Linked DNA regions of Homo sapiens: region 1 is linked to region 2. Evidence: read pairs that join two places in POLR2A ChIA-PET (ENCODE). Cell type or tissue: B cell. All regions are shown on one strand. Links, peaks and the distances in the headings refer to the core of each region. The heading gives the core; the rest is flanking DNA.

Evidence for each region. ChIA-PET counts read pairs that join two places held together with the same protein. Peaks named below come from ENCODE experiments on the same cell type or tissue, not always from the same donor. Only the 100,000 strongest peaks of a DNase experiment are listed, where the experiment ranks them.
Region 1: POLR2A ChIA-PET joins it to region 2 with 10 read pairs; 1 of 35 experiments calls an interaction of 5 or more read pairs at or near these places.

Annotation. Positions count from the first base shown.
Region 1 is chr4:101,328,095-101,333,488 of GRCh38, reverse strand. The region is part of intron 1 of PPP3CA (protein phosphatase 3 catalytic subunit alpha); the gene reads left to right. MIR1255A (microRNA 1255a) reads left to right here and starts at 3,075; the gene lies at 3,075-3,187. In B cell, for the core only: no CTCF peak of the experiment used is centred there; a DNase peak (open chromatin) is centred at 4,988; H3K27ac peaks cover 2,236 bases.
Region 2 is chr4:101,926,950-101,932,343 of GRCh38, reverse strand. All of the region lies in intron 7 of BANK1 (B cell scaffold protein with ankyrin repeats 1), which reads right to left. Among named protein-coding and RNA genes, the nearest start is that of BANK1, 140 kb to the right of the region's middle. In B cell, for the core only: no CTCF peak of the experiment used is centred there; no DNase peak of the experiment used is centred there; H3K27ac peaks cover 3,894 bases.

The sequences.
Region 1 (5,394 bases), core at 217-5,216, 600 kb after region 2:
TAAGTATGAATTTTAGCAGGTATTAAAATTAGTTTGATAATATGAGAAAAAAATGAAGATTGAGGCCGGGTGCAGTGGCTCATGCCTGTAATCCCAATACTTTGGGAGGCTGAGGTGGGAGGACTTGAGCCTAGGAATTTGAGACCAGCCTGGACATCATAGTGAGACCTCATCTCTACAAAAAAAAAAAAAAAAAAAAAAAAAAAAAAAAAAAAAAACTGGGCATGGTAGTGCATGCCTGTAGTCCCAGCTGCTGCTCAGGAGGCTGAGGTGGGAGGATCGCTTGAGCCCAGGAGGTTGAGGCTGCAGTGAGTCATGATCATGCCGTTACATTCCATCCTGGGTAACAGTATGAGACTCTGCCTCAAAAAAAAAAAAAAAAAAAGAAAGAAGATGGCATTATATTTGAAATTCTGCAGCTATTGTAACTCATTTGTGAGCAGGGTATATGAGATAGAATCATAGACTTTTGAAGGTGGAAGAGGGCTCAGACGTAAGCTAGTTAAGCTGTCTTTCAAAAAGAAAAGATATTTCTGTTAGATGGTTAACAAGCCACTCTTCACTCTGCCTCCCTCCACATACTTCCAGTGATGGGGAGACAGCATCACAGTGTGGAAAGAGCATTGGTTTACAGCTAGACAAAATCTGTATTTAAATCCTCTGTCCTCCATATGCCAACTGTGTGTCCATGGGCAAGTCATGTAACCATCTTGAACCCATTTTTCTTACAGAAATTTGGAAACGATACTAATTTTTTAAGGTTGTTGTAACGACGAGAGGAATATTATGTAAAATGTCTAGCCTTAGTGCCTGCACAGAAAGTGTTCCCAATATATGTTAGGTATTGTAATTTTGCTGCTGGACAGCTCCTTTGAAAGACATGCTTTTTACTTGTAGAAGTAGTAGTAATTTTCATTAAAGTAATACACTTCCTCACCTCCTATCCACTGTCAAATCCGTTGTACAGTCATTTGGGGGGCCCTACCATTCCATGGAGGCAGGTTGGCAGTGGCTGTCCAATGGCTGGTTTCTGTGATATTTGACAGGTGTCACCTTGTTTTTCTCGAAAGGTTGTCCTCATTGGCTTTCATGAATTTCTTCTTTTTTGACTTTTTGCTATCTCATCTTGACTGAATCCTAAATGTTGATGTTCCCTCATTCCTTTATACCTTTCTCTAGGCAGTCTCATGTCCTTACACTTACAGGATTGATTAATGCCTGTAGGCTGATCACTGGCACATCTGTATTTGAAACCTAGACTTTTCTCTTGAGCTGTCTCTCAAACCCTATATACAACAGTTGCTGTGGATGGGTATGGTGAAAATACAGTTGGATGTCTGTTCTCCTGTGTTTCCTATGCTTGGTGATGTCACCACCACCCATCCCAGTCAATTAAACATACCTCTCAGTTCAAGTCTTTTAAATACTTCTAACCTAGTGCTGCAGGAGCCTCCCAACATCAGTGTCTCTGCTTTCAACCTTTTTCTCTTGCATACACATATGTTTTGTCACATTGGCACTAGGATTATTTTTCTAAAACGAACACTTGATTATGCCGATACCTACTTGGTGGTTGATCCCTTTTTTTACTGGTTTGCAGGAACTCTGTATATTACGGAATTTGACCCTATCACATGAATTCTGAAAATATTTATAATATAGCATATGTTACATTGTACTGAACTTATTTTAAGTCTCCAATTTATTTGAATATAAATTTTTGGGAGCTGAGAACATTTTTTATTTATATGTGTATTCTGATTGTTTATCTGTGTTTGGCATATAATAAAAGTTGATTGAGCTGAAGGACTTAAAAACCTGAAGCACACCTTCCATGCTTTTCATTTGCTTTACCTCTGCATGGAACACTTTTAATCTGTCTCTCCTGTGTGAAACTTCTCTGAAACCCTTACCAGCTGTCTGTGCTGCTACTTGTCTGTTGTACGCACGATGGATCACAAATGTTGGCAACATTTTTTCTTCATTAACTGAGAAATCTCTGAGGGGCAGGGTCTTATCCAGTTGATCTCTCCAGTGCTTAGTGCAATGCCTGGCACATTATTCTTCATTTGTTTTTTTACAACAAAAAAATTGACTGGGGAAGATATTTCTGTTTATTATACAAGAATAATGAAGCAAAGTACTTCCTGTCCTCCCTTCTATTCTAAAAATTTTAATGACATTAATATCCATGCCTTGCATGTATATTACCTCATTTTAAGTACCTTATGCAAAGTTTCCTAGTGAGTAAGTGGTAGATCAGGTATTTGGACTCCAAGTCGTGACTCAGATCCTGGGCTTTTACCACCATAACACTAACTTCAGGGCAAGATGAGGCCAAATATATTAGATGGTGTCAGTGAATTGATAGAAAATACTTGTTATTAGGGATTTCTTTTTATATAAAATATCATTGCTCCTGGAAATCATTTTGGCTGAACATCTGTGGCATTTTCTGTGGGAGAAAAATCTAATACTTTTCGTGGGGCAGATATTTTTGTCTTCTTTGTAGAAATATGTAGTTGAGGCCCACAACAATGGGACTGGACCATAAATTATGCTTTTCTTGGCATTATTGACCTTATTATGGTGTTATAACACAAACGATCCAAAACATAAAAAGAAGTACCAACTATGAGATCCATAAAAAAGTCATTTTAATTGGACCTTAAGTTTTTCCCCTAGGTTAAGGCTATGAAAAAAAAGTGTAGTGCTAGTTATTGTACACTGTTAGCCTTTTTTTGTAGACGTTGCCTTTTTATACAGGCATATTTTAGAGATATTGTGGCTTTATACAGGCATATTTTGGAGATATTGTCGGTTTGGAGATATTCCAGACTGCCACAATAGAGCGAATATCACAGGAAAGCTAGTCACACAAATTTTTTGGTTTCACAATGCATGTTAAAGTTATGTTTACACTATACTGTAGTCTGTTAAGTGTGCAATAGCATTATGTTTAAAAAAGCAATGTACATACTTCACTTAAAAAATACATAACCGTTGTGCTAATGATCATCTGAACTGTCAGTGTCTTGGGGTGGCTGTTGCTTTATCAGCTAAATGTATGTAGTATTGGAAATCCTTTGAGTTGCTTCTCAAGGATGAGCAAAGAAAGTAGATTTTTTAGATTCTAAAGAAACTATCTTCTTTGCTCATCCTTGAGAAGCAACTCCTTATCCATTAAAATTTTATCATGGGATTGCACCAAGTCAGTCCTATCTTCAGGATTCACTTTTAATTCTAGTTCTCTTGATATTTCTACCACATATGCAGTTACTCCCTCCTCTGAAGGCTTAAATTCCTTAAAGTCAGTTTATTTCAAACTCTTGTTAATGTGGATATTTTGACCTCTTTCATTAATCATGAATGTGCTTAATGGCATCTAGAATGGTGAATCCTTTCCAGAAGGTTTTCAATGTACTTTGTCCACATCTGTTAGAGGAATCACTATGTATGGCAGTGACAGTCTTATGAGATATATTTCTTAAATAGTACAATTTGAAAGTTTAAATTACTCCTTGATCCATGGACTGCAGAATGGGTGCTGTGTACAAGATCAGAGCTCTTGGATGACTAGGTGCATTGCAAAGAGCAGTAATATTTTGAAAGGATTTTTTTTTTTTCCCTGAGCAGTAAATCTCAATCTCAGCCAAGAGCTTAAAATATTCAGCAAACAATAACAATGCTGTAAACAGATGTGCTGTTATCCAGGCTTTGTTGTTCCACTTACGGAGCACAGGCAGAGTAGATTTAGCATAATTCTTAAGGGCTTTAGGATTTTCAGAATGGTAAATGAGCATGGGCCTCAACTTAAGTTACCAGCTGCATTAACCCCTAAAAAGAGAGTCAGCCTGTCCTTTGAAATTTGAAGCCAAGAGTTCACTTCCCCTCTCTAGCTGTGAAAGTCCTAGGCAGCATCTTCTTCCAATAGAAGGCTGTTTCATCCCTATTGAAAATTTGTTATTGAGTGTAGCCGCCTTCATTAATGATCTTAAGCAAGGTCTCCTGGATAACTTGCTGTAGCTTCTACATTAAAATTTGCTGCTTCACTTTGCATTTTTATGTTGTGGAGATGGCTTTTTGCCTTAAATGTCATGAACCAACTTCTGCTAATTTCCAACTTTTTCTCTGCAGCTTCCTCACCTCTCTCAGCCTTCATGGAATTGAAGAGAGTTAGGGTCTTGGCTGCTGATTAGGTGTTGGCTTAAGAGAATTTTGTGATTGGTTTGATCTATCCAGACCACAAAAACTTTTCTTATATTGGCATTAGGCTCTTTAGCTTTCTTATCATTTGTGTGTTCACTAGGTAGCACCTTTAATTTCTTTGAAGAACTTTTCCTTTGCATTCACAACTTGGATGTTTGGCGCAAGAGGCCTAGCTTTGGGCCTGTCTCCACTTTTGATATGCCTTGCATGATAAACTTAATCATTTCTACCTTTTGATTTAAAGTGAAACATGTGCAACTTTTCACTTGAACAGTTAGAGACCATTTTAGGGTTATTAATAAGCCTCATTTTCAATATTATTTTGTCTCAGGGAGTAGGGAGGCCCAAGGAGAGACAGAGAGAGATGGGTAAATGACTGGTCAGCACAGCAGTCAGAGTACACACATTTATTTGTTAAATTTGTTGTCTTATATCGGTGTGACATGAGGTGCTTTAAAACAATTACAATAGTAACATACAAAACCATGGATCACAGATTACCATAACATACAATAATAATGAAAAAGTTTGAAATATTGTGAGAATTACCAAAATGTCACAAGAGACACAAAGTGAGCACATGCTGATGGAAAAATGGCACCGCTAGACTTGCTTGTGACAGAATTGCTATAAATCTTCAATTTGTAAAAAATGTAATACCTGCAAAGTGCAGTGAGGCAAAACACAATAAGTGAGGTATGCCTGTATTCATTTTCATATTTTTGTTGCTGAAGCAAATAAAGGAAGCCACACATAGCTAAAGTGAAAGCCACTTCAAGGAGACGTCACATGAAACATTTTGAGGAGGGAGTTATGTGGTTTCATTGTAACATTTTAGATGCAAATGTGAATTGTTTTGAGATCAGAATTTTTCATTTACTACTTTTAACTATTCTTGTACTATGATGAATGTTTAGGGTTAGCCTAGTTATACAATTCTTAAATTGTTTGAAAGAAAAGATGGTGATTGAGAATTTTAGTGCTTCTCCTGAGGCAGGTGATTGGAGACAGTTGTTTGTTCTTGTGATTCATAAACGCATTTTGAATCCAACTGAACCTTGTTTGATTCACTTTGAGAAATTCTGTGGTTGAGGTAGTTGCAGGTCATAGGTTTAGGTGTAAGAGAAGATTTAACACCCTGCCCTGATTTCCTGGGTCTGTAAATTCGGGGAGCTCCAATTTCAC
Region 2 (5,394 bases), core at 285-5,284:
CATATGCACACATATATAAAAACATTATTCAAATTCTATTTAATAGATCTACTTGCCAAAGGGATAAGGAAATCAGGAAACAGTTGAATTCTAGGTTTATTAAGGTTAGAGTGGGATTGGTGGAAAATCTTTTGCTACTATTTCTTAAGGAAGGATCCACCGATGTTTTGGATAGGCCAGTTCTTCACAGGGAGGGATTGTCCTCCACATTGCAAGGCATTTAACATTCATCTACTAACAGTCAGTAGAACTTTTCACCCATTAAAACAGGTCCCTTTACTTTCTTAAAATACTTCCTAGGAAGTACTTGAAAATTACCACAGGATCTTAAACAAACTACATTTTCTCATGAAGGAATATTTTAATCATTTTCATGTTATTTTCCTAAAACAACTTTAGTTAGTTACTCCTGAATTGTTATGGATTTTTATAGCTTTGCCATGGCCCATGTTTCTGCTCCTCTCTGTCTGCCTTCTAGGGCTCTGCATATCTCTCACTTCATCTCCAGCCCTCCAGCCCTCTCTCCATGTCAATATTCCACACTCAGTTTCAGCTCCAACAACAAACTGTAACACGATATGATTAAACTAGCATTCAGATTATTTCCTCATCTTGATTTTACCATTGAAAGACTGAGGGAAGAAAATGTCATAGAGATTTAAAATCAAATCAATACTTGTGCTATTCAAAGTTCACCAGAGTAACAGAACCAATAGGATGTACATATGTTATATAGAAAGAGATTAATGATAAGGAACTGACTTTTGCAATTATGGAGACTCGTAAGTCCCCACATCTGCAGCTGGCAAGCTAGAGACCCAGGAAAGCCAATGGTGTGGTTTTAATTTAAGTCCAAAGGCCTGAGAACTAGGAGATCCCATGGTATAGTTCTAGTCCAAAGGCTAGCAGAAGGAAATACAGAAAGGGCTGGTTCTTAAGTTCAAGACCAAAGGCAGGAAAACACAGACATTCCAGTTCAAGGAAAGGTTCCAGTTGTGTTCTATTCAGGCACTCAACTCATTGGATGAAGCTCACTGATATTTGGAAAAGCAATCTGCTTTGCTCAGACTACAAATTTAAATGTTAATCTCATTCAAATTATCCCCACAGAAACACCCAGAATAATGTTTGACCAAATATTTGGGCATCCTGTGGCCCAGGAAAGTAGGTACCTAAAATTAACTATCACAATACTCTTGAGAGTCAATAAAACTGTGGCAATAAAGCAGCCAAAGAACAGAGCAAAGGACAGTGTTAAAAAGTTAGGTACATGACAGCCATAACTAAATTTAACTCAACCTATAAAAACTAGAATTTGGTATTTTCTTTTACTGGATTCTGAGAGGTGCTTTAGTCCATCTGCATAAAACACAGGTAAAACTGAATTTGGACCCAGACTTCCATCTGAATTGAATCCTTTGTGATGTTTAGCAATGATTTTACATAGAAAGATGGTCTGTCAGATTTGCAGTGGGACAAACTGTTAGAGAATATACTAAAAATGGTTAAGTGTGCCTTTTCTAAGTATTAGATGTAATCTAGTGCCATGTTAAAGCATGTAGAGCTACACTGCCTGGGTTCAAAACTCATCTCTACTTATTACCAAATGTGTGACCTTGGGCAAGAACTTAAACACTCTGTGCTTTAGTTTCCTCATTTGTAAAACCTGGATAGTAGGACTGAGCTGTTACAAAGCAGCAAAAACAGATACTAGTACATAGCAAGTACTATAAAATTTTTTGCTAATTTTATTGTTTTTGGATTTTATACTAACATGTTATTTTTTTCCAGAGTACTTAACTACTATCTGATATTTCACTGGCGAATGGCTATGGGGGTAAAGTTAGAATTTTGAAGAAGGACAGATAATAAAGAACACTCCCTCCCTTGTTTATCACTTTCAAATGTGAGCTCATGAGACCAGTGACTTGTCTGTCTTATGTTACTGTAACTGTAACAATACTCAACGAATAGTACATGCCCAATAATTTTAGAAAGAATTTATTCTTTTTATACAATATAAAAGAATGAATAGGTAAATGAATATATATATATTCATATATACACACATAAACACACACACCCACACACAAAGAGAGAATGGGGGAAGGTAGAGAGCATCTACTCAGAGATAGTCACTGCTGAACATGGCAGATACAATGATGAACACACACTCTCATAAAATTTACAGTTCTGTGGGAGAGATATTCAACCAATATCCACATACATATAATTACTATGGAACTATAAACTCTGATATGTTCTCATCAAATTTATAGTCTAATAAAGGAAACATTCTAGATTTGAATTTATTAATATATTAATTATTACATATTAATACCTGATTAGAAGTGTTATGAAGATGTCATGAGAGAAGGAAAAACTAATATTAAATGAATGTTTTATTTATATAACGTGATATTGAGCATGGTGTAACAAATATATCATTATTTCTTGTAACTAGACTTCAATTAAATTTTTTTTACTAATTAAAAAAATTGCAGCATTTATCACTTTCTGAAATTACTTTGTGTGTTTATTCATTTTTAGTCCCCCCCCAACAAACTATTAATACAATATAAGCACCAGGAAGGGTTATCAACATTAGCTGAATGTTGCTAAATGCAATCTCTGGCTACTTTAAATGATTGCAACTTAAATTTTTCTGAGAACTGAAAAACTCCATTGACTTAATAAGTAGAAAGCAGACAAAAAATAAAGGATAGTACATATATTCATTCCCTGAGAAAATGTTACAGTTTAACCCATTTAAGGAGAAAATTTGATAAATATTGTTTCCTACATTCGTTTTGAAAGCCATATACAGTAGAAAAGAGAGAAAAATTCATGTGTCATATAGTTTTTTAAAATTAGAAATGACTTAAGTATTAAAATAATTCACTTTCAAAGTGTTTAAAATATTAAAATTTATTTATGGGAAGTTTTAAAATGGTGATGATAATATTAAAAATGGTGCTGAAGCTTTACAAATCCTAAAGGCCTTTCATACATATAATTTGGACCTTCCAACAATCTGATGTTTCATGAAGTAGATTTTAGAGAGGAGTCAAAGTACAAGGTTCCCTCCTTTCTCCCTCCCTCACCAACAATTCCTAACACATCAGATGTAGACTGAGTGCTTGCTAAATATTTGGGAATTATTATGATAATAGTATAGTGATGAGAGTGATATTTTATTCAGAGGCATTGTATGGACATCAGGTTGAAATGTCAAGAAAAGAACAAAGGAGAAGCCAAAATTGGAAAGAATCATTTGAATCATTACAGAATTCAAGAAGTGAGACCATAAAGTTAGCAGGTTGTTATGAGTAGCCATCTTTTGGAGGCTATTTGGTGGCTTCACAGCTCACTAACTCTCCAACTTGTTAGCCTCAGTTTCTCAAAATGTAAACTAAGTAGAAATTCCTCAGAGGGTGGCAGAGAACATGGAACCAGAGGGTGTGCATAAAGTTTCTAACCCAATCTGGCATATAATGGGCCGTGAACAAATGTTCAGCGCCAGGCGCTGCTCTCCACTCCCACAATGCTATTGTAGTTGCACTGTGGGCTTATTTAGCGACGTGGTCCAATACTGCAGTAATGAACCAGATTGACTGGATAATTGGCATTCTCCCCTTCAAATTCAAGATTGATAGGTTCAATATAAGTCTATGCAGTTACCCATTCTTATAATAGAGAGTTCTCATTAAGGAAATGGATTAATTGGCTTGCTGATATTTTACCAAGAGCCAAATTTGAATAAGTGAACTCGGCAGTACTGAGAAAAGAAAATTAAACACTAACAAAGGGAGAAGTGTTCTTGCTTAGGCTGAAATCTCAGCCACAGGCTCAAATCAGGGATCTGAGTTTACGATTTTTCACTATGAATGGACCTTAATGTCTGACAGATAAAAATGCTCTGATTTTTTTTTCCCTGACAGTTCACTTTCTCCACAAGACACTCATACCAGCTGGAGACTGAATGTTGTCTCCTCCTCTACATTTTCTTGAAGGATTCCAAACCACATGTCAGGAAATGTGTTTCTAAAATAGCATCATGCTTCACTCTTGTTTCCACAAACAGCTAATAAGACGTATTTGGGACAAACTAAATTAGAGCAAAATATTCATCAGAATTGTCCCCAAAGTATCATAGAGCTCATGCTTCATTACAAAATTTATCTTAATCTCTCTCCTCTCCCAGTAAATCATCTTTCCAATATTTGGAAAGGCTTATTATTATGATAACTAATTTTTAAGGAGAAATACATAAATATGCACATACAAATATACATACACATGTTGTTAAATCAAAAATTTGATTATCTGTCCTATCTTAGTTGACCTGTCAGTAGCATTTAATGTGGCTGTCCACTACCTCATCTGTGAAAATCTTTCTTTTACTTGGCATCCAGGTCAATAGATTTCTTGATTCTCTTCCTACCTCAAATGCTGCTCGTTGTTGGCTTTTTCTGTTGGTACTCCCTATAACCTCTACTTCCAAACTTTGGAACATAGTAGGCATTTCAAATTTAACGTGTCCCAAGCCAAACTCCTGATTTTTCTTAACAAACCATTTCTTCATTCAATCTTCCTCATCTCAGTAAATGGCAATTAATTCCATCCTCCGCTTCTACCAACATACTTGGAAATATCAGTAACTACACACTTTCTTTTATATTCCACCACCAAAGTCAGTAAATTCCATTGCCTATACTAAAAAACAATGGCATATTTCAAACCTAACCACTTCTGGTTGTCTTTGCTGCTGTCATCCTAGTGGAAACTAGCATCTTTTTATCATCTATCATCTGGACTATGGGAGTAGTTGCCAGTCAGGTCTTATCTGTCCTTCTTGCCCTGTATGGTCTGTGATCAATATAGTTGTGACTCTGATCAATTTAAATCATATGATGCCTGATATGGTTTGGCTCTTTGTCCCCACCCAAATCTCATCTTGAATTGTAATCCCCATAATCCCCATAATCCCCATATGTCCAGGGTGGGACCAGGTGGGAGGTGATCAGATCATGAGGCAGTTTTCCCCCATGCTGTTCTTGTGAAAGCTAATGAGTTCTCATAAGATCTGATGGTCTTGTAAGTGTTTGACAATTCCTCCTTCTCTCCTTTCACCCGCGGCCATATAAGACGCGACTGCTTCCCCTTCCGCCATGATTGTAAGTTTCCTGGGGTCTCCCCAGTCATGTGGAACTGTGAGTGAATTAAACCTCTTTTCTTTATAAATTACCCAGTTTCCGGCAATTCTTTATAGCAGTGTGTAAACAGACAAATACAATGCCTCTCAGAATTCTCTAATGCCTTTCTCCAAAATACCAAATTCTCATCATTACCTATACAGCCCTACAGATCCGGCCTTACTTATCTTTCTGATGC